Regions from separate parts of the Homo sapiens genome. Here region 1 is linked to region 2. A link is an interaction called in ENCODE POLR2A ChIA-PET data of the cell type or tissue named here. Cell type or tissue: OCI-LY7. All regions are shown on one strand. Links, peaks and the distances in the headings refer to the core of each region. The heading gives the core; the rest is flanking DNA.

Region 1 (5,382 bases), core at 243-5,242, 130 kb before region 2:
AAATTGCTTTTGCAATTTCAGATAAAGGGCACAATTATAACATCTTAGGGACTGTATTGCGAAATTTTGTTTTCTGATCTTGTCCAGGAAATTAAGCATTTTTAGAGAGGAGAGCAAAGGTTTTAGTCAATCTATTACTGAACACTGACTACCTACCCATGTATTTTGTAAAGTACCATAGTTCCATAAAATTTAGACTTTAGAGTCTCAAAGTACGAAACTATAAAAGTATAAAACCCAAGCAAGTAAAGCAAGTATTATACCATAAAACTATGCTTATCACAAATACCCCAGCCTGTGTAGCTAAAGCTCAGAATTCTCACACAGATAGCTTGACACCCTGATGATAAAACTCTACTGCAATGCAAGCCTAGCCAGGTGATTTATTTACTTATTTATTTATTTATTTTAGACAGGGTCTCACTCTGTTGCCCATGCTGGAGTGCAGTGGCATGATCTGGGCTCACTGTATCTTCCGCCTCCTGGGTTCAAGCAATTCTCCTGCCTCAGCCTCCTGAGTAGCTGGGATTGCAGGTGCATGCCACCATGCATGGCTAATTTTTGTATTTTTAGTAGCGACTGGGCTTCACCGTTTTGGCCAGGCTAGTCTCAAACTCCTGGCCTCAAGTGATCTGCCTGCCTCAGCCTCCGAAAGTGCTGGGATTACAGGTGTGAGCCACTGCACCCGGCCTCTAGCCAGGTGATTTCTTATTGCAACCCACTCTTTCTTCCAAACCAATGAAAGTCCATGGGCTTCCAACTGGTTATTTCACACACAACAGTGCCTAATCTGCCTATATGACATGATTTAATATTTTGTGGAAGGTTGGCCTAGAGATTGAGGATGTTAAGGAAGATTTGAAATATGAGTGAAAGTTACACAAAAGAACTAGTAGTAAAACTGAGAGCCTAAATCAAGATGTTCTTTCTCCTTTGGGAAAGGAATACAATTTAGTTAAACCATCAGATAAACATTTATGCATCCCTATTGTGCTATGGAAATGTAAGATGTTACCATAGGAGGAGGCTGTGTGAAGGGCATACAAGGGATTCTTTGTACTATTTTTGCAACTTCCTGTGTGTCTGTAATCATTTTAAAATACATATTTTTTAAATGATGGATGTCTACTGGATGCCAGGCATTGAGGAGCACACTCAGTGCAGGCTTGGTCTGACACTCTATGACCTGGGCAAGGAGGCTGATCAATACACAAATAACTGAACAAAGATAGTCTGCATTACAAGGTACAAAGTGCTCTGGTTGTGTGGGAGTAAGAGGGATCAAACTGGAAGAATCTGAGAGGTCATTTTAGAGAAGGCAGAATTTAAGTGTGGAATCTGAGTGATGGGCAGTGTGCTAGGAATAATAAGGGATCGAGGGTACTCCCCAACAGGGAACAAATGAGAGTGGGTTTGGGGACAGCCAATGGGCCCACACAGCTGGAGCATGAGACTTAGGGAGGAGAATTGGGGAAGAGATATTAGGGAGGTAAGACTAGGAAGGTAGACCGGGCCCTCAAATGCCAAGTGAGGGAAGTTGGACTTTATCAAAGGCTTCTGAACAAGGGAATATTTTATTAGTTTTAGTAAATTTAGTACAATAATTTTTTTCATAATATTTAGAATGGACTGGAATGGCACAAAACCAACATGATATATAGAAACTGGACTGTTCCATATTGACAAAAGTACCCACTAAAGTCCTATATTTAATACATGTAAGTTATTAGGTGGCATTTTGCAGTCGTTGGGAACATAAGCTCTGAAATCAGACTACACGGGCTTGAATCCTGGCTTTACCACTATACTAGCTGTGCAGCCATGGGTAAGTTTTTGAACCTCACTGTGCTTCAATTTCCTTATCCATAAAATGGGGATAACAATGGTCTACTTCATAGAGTGTTTGTGAGGAGTAAGTGAAATAACTCCTGATGTTTAGAACAGTGCTTGGCATAGGATAGAAACTCATAAATGTGAGCTACTATGTTAAGATAAGGGGGAAACATTGTATATATCAATCACTATGTAACAAACCATGAAAATGGAGGGGAGCCATGATTCAAGAAATAAAATAATAGGAAATCTCTAATATACTTTTTTGACATTAGAGTATGTTAGAGTGGGGTAAGGTAGAAGAAATAAACATGGCTTTAGTATGTCTTGAATTAATTTGAAATTTCCAAAAATTCAGCAAAGAAGCACATGGGAAAATCAATTTAGAGCATGATGAGTAGTTTAAAAATGGTTTCTATATTTATTACCTTCACTTTTTTTTTTTTTTTTTGAGACGGAGTCTTGCTCTGTCGCCCAGGCTAGAGTGCAGTGGCGCGATCTCAGCTCACTGCCACCTCCGCCTCCCAGGTTCACTCCATTCTCCTGCCTCAGCCTCCCGAGTAGCTGGGACTACAGGTGCCCACCACCACGCGCGGCTAATTTTTTGTATTTTTAGTAGAGACAGGGCTTCACCGTGTTAGCCAGGATGGTCTCGATCTCCTGACCTCGTGATCCACCCGCCTTGGCCTCCCAAGGTGCTGGGATTACAGGCGTGAGCCACCGCGCCCAGCCTACTTTCACTATTTTTAAATTATGACATTTCATATTTGCAAAATATACAAATATGCCATCTATATCTATGTAGATATATAGTTACATAGATTGCATAAATAATAGTAAAATGAACATGTTACTACTACTCAGTTAAAAAACTGTGATTGAGACAGCTTGATGGCCCCCCACAATACCCACTCTCTCACTTTTCAATAATAATAGAAATGTTTTGGCCGATTGTGGTGGCTCACACCTGTAGTCCCAGCATTTTAGGAGGTCAAAGCGGGAGGATCATTTGGGGTCAGGCATTTGAGACCAGCCTGGCCAACATGGCGAAACCCCATCTCTACTAAAAATACAAAAATTAGCTGGGTGTGGTGGCACATGCCTATAGTCTCAGCTACTCAGGATGCTGAGGCAGGTGAATCACTTGAACCTGGGAAGAGGTTGCAGTGAGTTCAGATTGCGCCACTGCACTCCAGCCTGGGTGACAGAGCAAGAATCTGTCTCTAAATAAATAAATAAATAAATAAACAAGTAAAAGAAATTTTAGCTGGGCAGGTGGCTGTCTGGCTAAAGATTGCATTTGCAGGCTCTTTTACAGTTAGGCATAGCAGCCATGTGGCCAGGCTCTGGCCAATGGGATGAGAGCAGAAGTGATGTGTGCAACCTTTGATCATGGCCTTCAGAAGAAAGGAGCATAGCAGCCCCTTCTCTTTTTCCCCTTCCTATTGGTTGGGAGTCATGGCCAGCCATTTTTGATCACAAGGACAAGGGCAACATCTGAAAGGCGGCAGACTAATAAAATGGAAGAAGTCTGTGTCTCTGACACCATCGAGCTGCCATGTAGCCCTACCATGCCTACCCAGACATCAATGTGGGAAAAATAAACCTCTATTCCATTTAGGTTGCTGTAGTTTGCCCAGCTGTAGTCTAAAAAATTACCAATACCTTTGAAACTTGCCATGTGCCCCTCTATAATTGCATTTACCTTCCTTTCTATCAGGAGTAACCACTATCAGGATTGTACTTATAATTCTTTTCCTTTTCTTCATAGCTTTGCCACATGGGAGCTGCAAAGTGCAGTCACATGTTTTTGAAGTTTATATAAGTAAAATAATACTGTGTGTATTTTGCCTATGGCCTGCTGTTATGGACAGAATGGTATCCTGCCCCTGCTCCACCCCCAATTCATATGTTGAAGCCGTAATCCTCCACAATGTGATGGTATTTGGAGATGGAGCCTTTAGGATATTGGATATCATGAGGGTGGGGCCTTCATGATGGGATTAGTGCCTTTATAAGGACTTTATAAGGAGACACCAGAGAGCTTCCTCTCTTTCTCTCTCTGTCTGTCATGTGAAGACATAGAAGGTGGCCATCTGCAAGCCAGGAAGAGAGTTCTCACTAAGAAACACACTTTGACTTTGGACTTCCCAGCCTCCAGAACTGTGAGAAATAAATTCCTGTTGTTTAAACTATTCAGTCTACGGTATTTTATTATGACAATCCAAGCTGACTAATACATCTGCTTTTTTTTTTCACTCAACATATGCTTGTGCAATTCATTCATGTTCATAAGTGTACCTATAGTTCATTAATTTTTTACTGCCATATTAAACTTGCTATATAATATTAAATTACTTGAAAATACCAGTTTATTTACCCATTCAATATTAGTGGACATATAAGTTATTTACAGCTTTTAGTTATTGTACAGACAAAGGTGTCATGAGTATTCTTATACTTATCTCCTAGGATACATGTGCAAGAATTTCTTTAGGATCTGTTTCTGGATCAGAATTGTGGTGTCAGAGTACACACATCTTCAACTTCACCAGATCATGCCAGGTTGTTTTTCAAGTGGTTGTAACCATCTACTCTTCCTAGCAAACACTTCCACTTGGGTACGCCACATAATTAAGTTCTGGCCAATGAGATACATAATACAACAGTCCCCTTATCTCCAGAGACATATTCCAAGACCCACAACTGTTGCCTGAAACTATGGATAATGCCGAACCCTATATGTACTATGTTGTTTCTAATAACCAAGATGGCTAATAAATGAATAAAGGACAGGTGGCTTATATAGCAGGGATACACTGGACAAAGAGATGATGTAAGTCCTGAGTGGAGAAGAGTGGGACTGGGTGAGATTTCATCACGCTACTCAGAATGGCATGCAATTTAAAACTCACACTTTATTTCTGGAATTTTCTATTTAATATTTTTGGACTGTGGTTGACTGTGGGTATCTAAAACTGCAGAAAAGTAAAACCAGGGACAAAGGGAGACTACTGTATGGAGAAGTGTTGTTTGGGAGTTTTGGAGAGGCACCCCAGTTTGCTCACCAGCCAGTGATATCTACTTTTTGTTTTTCCTGTCCTCTTACTCCTTCCTGCTGCTTGAAACACAAATAAGATGACTGGAGCTTCACCAGCCATTCTGAATCATGAGATGGCCTTATAGATACAAGTCAGAGAGGATATTGGAGCAGAGAGACAGAAAAGCCTGAGTTCCTGATGACCATGGAAACATCGTACCAGTCTTGGAGTGCCAATTCTGTACTTCTTTTATGTGAGAGAGAAATAAATTCCTGTTGTCTAAGCTATTCAGTCTGTGGTATTTTGTTATGACAATCCAAGCTGACTAATACACCTGCTTCTTTTTTTTTTTCAGTCAACATATGCTTGTGCAATTCACTCATGTTCATAAGTGCACCCTGGAACATTACCATGTTCCAGGGCTTCTCCTATAGAAACAGAACATAGCCCAGTTGATTATTTTTTATTCTGATTGATTTTTAGGAGTTCTTTACATAATCTGGGTTCT
Region 2 (5,382 bases), core at 105-5,104:
AACGATGCTCTATTTCTTTACAGCATTTCTCACAATAGTAATGAAGTGGCAGTTAATGTCTGACTGCACCACCAGAATATAAGCTCCTTGTCAGCAGGAGCCAAGTCTGCTTTGTTCACTGCTGGATCCCCAGGGGCCTGGTACAGTGCTCAAAAATTAAGTAGTCACTGAATGAATGAGGCAGGCACTCTGCCAGGGCACAGGGATTTGAAGATAAGGAAGATTCCATCTTTGTGACCAGGATGCTGAGCACAGAAATAGCAAATAAGTTTCATCTCCCAGGCAAGCTCAATTAACTGGTAACCAAATTGAGAAGCTGTGCATGTAAAAATAAGTTTCTTCTGAGGCAGCAAAATACAAGATACCACATTCCAAAGTGAAGTGTTGGGCCAAGATGCAAAGTTTCTTAAGGAACAGTTGCAGACTCATCCAAATCATGGTAGAAAGGTCCAGGAGGTGGCGATCAGAGGAGGTTTTCAGAGGTAGCTGGCATTCTGTGACGCCTGCTCCACCTCATTCAAGGGGGAGCAGTGGAAGTCTGTTTCCCACTTCCTTACGCCCAAGAAAAGGGCTCAACAAAATTACCAAGAGAACTCACTATGGGTCCATGAAGTTGGGTGGGTACCATGTCTGTGTAACACCTGAAAAATATAAAGTGCTGGCTGGCTAATTGCTCTGAGGACAAGAGAGAAGTTGTCACTCCGCTGGAATCAGCCCACCCTCCCCTAGTCTGAGCAAAGGACGTGGGCCACATACAACAAAGAACCAGCAGAAGGTCACCCTGGGCCTACTCACTGGGCAAAAGAGGCTGAAATGAGAAGCTCCCATTATTATCAGATTCTTAGGATCTATGGAAGGAATAAGCAACCAAACGGAATGAAGAGGCATTTGGTCTCATCAGGGGAAAAGCAGGTGACCACTCCTGAGCACGGCGGTGGCTGTGGTCTCTGAAGGATGCCCCTTGAAAACACTCAAGAAAGAATAAGCTCTGGCCGGGCGCGGTGGCTCACGCCTGTAATCCCAGCACTTTGGGAGGCCGAGGCGGGCGGATCACGAGGTCAGGAGATCAAGACCATCCTGGCTAACACGGTGAAACCCCGTCTCTACTAAAAATACAAAAAATTAGCCGGGTGAGGTGGCGGGAGCCTGTAGTCCCAGCTACTCGGGAGGCTGAGGCAGGAGAATGGCGTGAACCCCGGGGGGCGGAGCCTGCAGTGAGCCGAGATCGCGCCACTGCACTCCAACCTGGGCGACAGCGAGACTCCGTCTCAAAAAAAAGAAAGAAAGAAAGAAAGAATAAGCTCTAACACCTGCACAACATCCCAGAGAGCTCCTGCACTCATTCAGGAAGAAGTTTCCTGTCCTCATTTCCTTCCTTTCTTTCATGTGCTCCAACACAGGAGGGATCAGAAACAGGTTACAGAGCAGAAAGAGAATCATCAAGTGATGAAAAGTGAGAAGATGCCCACTGTGGCCACCCTCCCTTCCTCCACTGCAGGCTTTCTCCCTGCAGCAGGCCTGTACTGGGAGAAGGAACTTAGGCTTTAAGTTCTGTTATGCTTTAGGACTGAAGACTCTAATTGCTGAATTCACATTCTGTTCTGTAGTGTGAAGTGACCACAGAAATATCAGGCCCACCTGAATTTTCATCCAGGGGCAGGGGTGCAAGACAATACAAAGAGCCAGTGGAAGATAAAGAATAAAGGGATTGGCTACACATCCCACAAGGTGTGCTTATTCAACATGACAATTACAGCCAGCTGCCTACCCAGCATCACTTATCTATTCTTCTTCCATAAAGGAACCTACCCCTACATAACAAATATTTGGGAGACCAGTCCCGAGATTCAGAGGTAGGTCAGATTGGTCTAAAAGTAACCCCTTTCTCCTTTCAAGAGATTTGCTTAAGAATGGCTCTATAAGCATAACTGGGACCAATGCCAGGAAAGGACTGCTGAGGTCCTGGGTCAAGTTCTTCCTCCATCTTCTGACAGTCCTCTCAAAAGTTGGAGGAACACCAAACTGTTAGAGAAATTATTCTGAAACTATATCTGGGCTTAGGAACGGAAAAGTGCCATGATGAACAAGGCCGAGTCTTAGGAAGGCAGGGTGCCAGGTATGCGGTGTAGGCAGCTGGTAGGAAGTGTGGATCTAGAGCTTGTTGGAGAGGCAGCAGGCATGGTTAAGGCCAGGCGCAGTGGCTTATGTCTGTAATCCCAGCACTTTGGGAGGCCAAGACAGGCAAATTGCTTGAGGTCAGGAGTTTGAGACCAGCCTGGCTAACATGGTGTAACCCCGTCTCTACTAAAAATACAAAAATTAGCCAGGTGTTGTGGTGGGTGCCTGTAATCCCAGCTACTCGGGAGGCTGACACAAGAGAATCGCTTGAACCCAGGAGGTGCAGGTTGCAGTGAGCTGAGATTGCGCCACTGCACTCCAGCCTGGGAGACAGAACGAGACTCCGTCTCAAAAAAAAAAAAAAAAAAAAAGTCAGGTTAAGTTTTTCTCTCACAATGTGATAACATTCATTAACAAAATGAACAATATTTAGATCTCAAGAGAAAGACCAAATGCAATTATCAAATCACCATATAAGTTAAAGGTATATATTTGATCATCACTGAAAGATTTATAACGGCACACTTGAGCTGTGTTTAACAAAGCTCCATATTAATATATCCATGCAAGAAAACAAGTTTCCCAGATAGATTAATTAACCAGATATTAAAAATAGAAACAATCTACTTTACAACTTCTAGAGCAAGGTAAAGGGCTAACAGCTATCACAGACACAATGTCACCAGTAAAGCCAGGGAGAGGAAATGGGTTTTGACTGAAGCCAGTGTCTTCAAGACATCTGTTGTTCCGGCCCTTCTTTGGGTAACAGCCTTGTGATTATCTTCTGAAGCTCTCCTCTCAGTTCACGTGGTTCAGTTGAGACTGACAGCCCCACCCACTCCCCTATTTCTGGAGACGATCCCAGTGGTTAACAAGGGTATAACAAGGGCACTCATTCCTCTGGCTAGGCAGGCAGCCCTGGGTCTAGTTGGCACTAATGAGAAAGAAAAGCTATCTTTCTGCTGCAGTTACTGAACTGGTAGAACAGAAGGTGGGGTTGCCAGCAGCAATCCTTGTTCTCATATGAGGAGAGCTTGCTGAGAAGTAAACTAAAGAGGGGAAGGCAGAGGTGAGAAACAGGGACAAAAAGAGATTCCTGATGACATCATTTGAGCACCTCGATCCACTCCTGCCAGAAATTTCACCATATATATATATATATATATATATATATTTTCTTTTTTTTTTTTTTTTTTTTGGTTAACCTTTTTGTTTTGTTTTGTTTGAGACAGAGCCTCACTCTGTCGCCCAAGCTGGAGTGCAGTGGCACAATCTTGGCTCACTGCAACATCTGCCTCCAGGGTTCAAGCGATTCTCCTGCCTCAGCCTACCAAGTAGCTGGGACTACAGGCATGCACCACCACGCCCAGTTAATTTTTGTATTTTTTGTAGAGACAGGGTTTCACCATGTTGGCCAGGCTGCTTTCGAACTCGCCTTGGCCTCCCAAAGTGCTGGGATTACACACATGAGCCACCACACCTGGCCTCATCCTATATTTTTCAATTATCCCAGTTAACAAACTGGTTAATAATAAACTAGTTAATAAGCTAGGTCTGAGTTGGGAGTCTGTCACTTGCAACCTAGTGCTGTTAACTAATTCTAGCTGCAATGTTAAACCACTAGTAATTCAAAAAGAAAAAGCGATCACAAACTTCTCTGACATTACCAACTTTATGCTAAAATTACTCCCACCACTTCCTAAAATAATCTTTCCTTGTCTCTCTTCTGTTTAAACTCCTACTTGTCCATGAAGCCTCCCTAAAGCTCATGCCTCCTTGAAAAGGTGTCAGAACTGCCTCGAGGATGTTTCAACCCACAACATTCTTCTGTCTTCTGACTTTCTAAGCAATTGTTGTGTACTAACTCAGGCATTCAATTGCTTATTCCCCTGTGTTGTTATTCAGTCCTCATACATACATCTTGGCCTCATCTCAACTAAACAATAGCCAAAGGCATGAGCTATAATTATTTGTATCTCTGACAGCATTTTCCACTGTATATTCTGACGACAGCATCTTCCACTGTACAGTCTAACAACAGGTCTCAGATTTTTAGAGAAAGTTACCAGAGCAGGAATGACTCTCAGAGCATGAAAATGTTCAAGTTATATCAGATCAATCACATTTGAGAAATAAAAGGGAACTATAAACGCTACATCAGAGCAAAAAATTTACCTTTACTTGAAATAAATTTGAAAGGATGTCAGTTAAGATCAACCCAATTAATCAATCCATTCATTCATGCATCCATCAAGTATTTATTCAGCATCTACTGGGTACCAATCACTTTCTAGTGGCTAAGAATACAGCAGAGAATAAGACAAGGTCCCTACTTTGATAGTTAGCTGGACTATGTACCTCTCACAAACCCCCCAAAACAAAGAGACCCTTTAAAAAGGCTCTGTGTGGCCATTGGCATCTCTAGTATAAAATCCATTACAAGTCATGCTTCTCATGTGAAGTATCCAATAAATGTATATTCACAAAACATTAAAGCTAAAATGAGGCTCTTAGAAATATAGTCTCATAGTTTGTAAACATTTTTTAAACAATGAAACCTTTCCCAGAAAACAAGTCCACACGAAATAGATAAGAGGGGCTACTCCCAACCCACAAGGCAGCTGGGAGTAACTCAGTTTGGGAACCACTGAGGATCACAATTTGTGCTGCACCTAGGAGCAGGCCAGACGGTCCCCACTCTCAGGCCAGGCCTCTTTCTAACTCATCTGTTTGTTGCCTTTGGCCAAGAACACACTCAAATATATCTGTTTAATGAGTGAACTAATCAAATACAAAAATGATAACTAATTTCTTGAAATAAGGCCAGTATAAGACACTGGTCACCACTGAGGCTGAACATAACTTGAGCTAGACCCAGTTTTCAATTCTCCTTTTCACAGAAAATAACTCATTGATTCAAAATGGCAACAGAAAAGCAGGAAAGCAAAAGGGAGCAGAGAGGTCACGGAAAAATTACCATTCATTACGAGTAGATTCTATGTGAACCTATTTTGCTTCCTTATGCAAGTTAATTCTTGGATATTTGTTTCCATACTTAGTGCACAAAGGAAGTGATACGTTATACATACACCATACCCCCACACACAGATACACATACACATATACACACTGATCTACAACCCTCTATTAGTAATCCTGAAATCCAAAATGCTCTGAATACTGGAGGGGCTTTCAACTTTTTGTTTCTAATTTTTAATTTTTTTAATTTTATTTTTCTGATTTTTAATTTTTTTTTTTTTTCAA

Evidence for each region. ChIA-PET counts read pairs that join two places held together with the same protein. Peaks named below come from ENCODE experiments on the same cell type or tissue, not always from the same donor. Only the 100,000 strongest peaks of a DNase experiment are listed, where the experiment ranks them.
Region 1: POLR2A ChIA-PET joins it to region 2 with 8 read pairs; 5 of 35 experiments call an interaction of 5 or more read pairs at or near these places.

What each region holds. Positions count from the first base shown.
Region 1 is chr12:101,690,681-101,696,062 of GRCh38, forward strand. It overlaps a transcript of MYBPC1 not described here. Among named protein-coding and RNA genes, the nearest start is that of CHPT1, 4.3 kb to the right of the region's middle. In OCI-LY7, for the core only: no CTCF peak of the experiment used is centred there; no DNase peak of the experiment used is centred there.
Region 2 is chr12:101,821,142-101,826,523 of GRCh38, forward strand. The region is part of intron 1 of GNPTAB (N-acetylglucosamine-1-phosphate transferase subunits alpha and beta); the gene reads right to left. Among named protein-coding and RNA genes, the nearest start is that of GNPTAB, 7.1 kb to the right of the region's middle. In OCI-LY7, for the core only: CTCF peaks have their summits at 2,981 and 3,183; a DNase peak (open chromatin) is centred at 2,910; H3K4me3 peaks cover 705 bases; H3K27ac peaks cover 2,838 bases.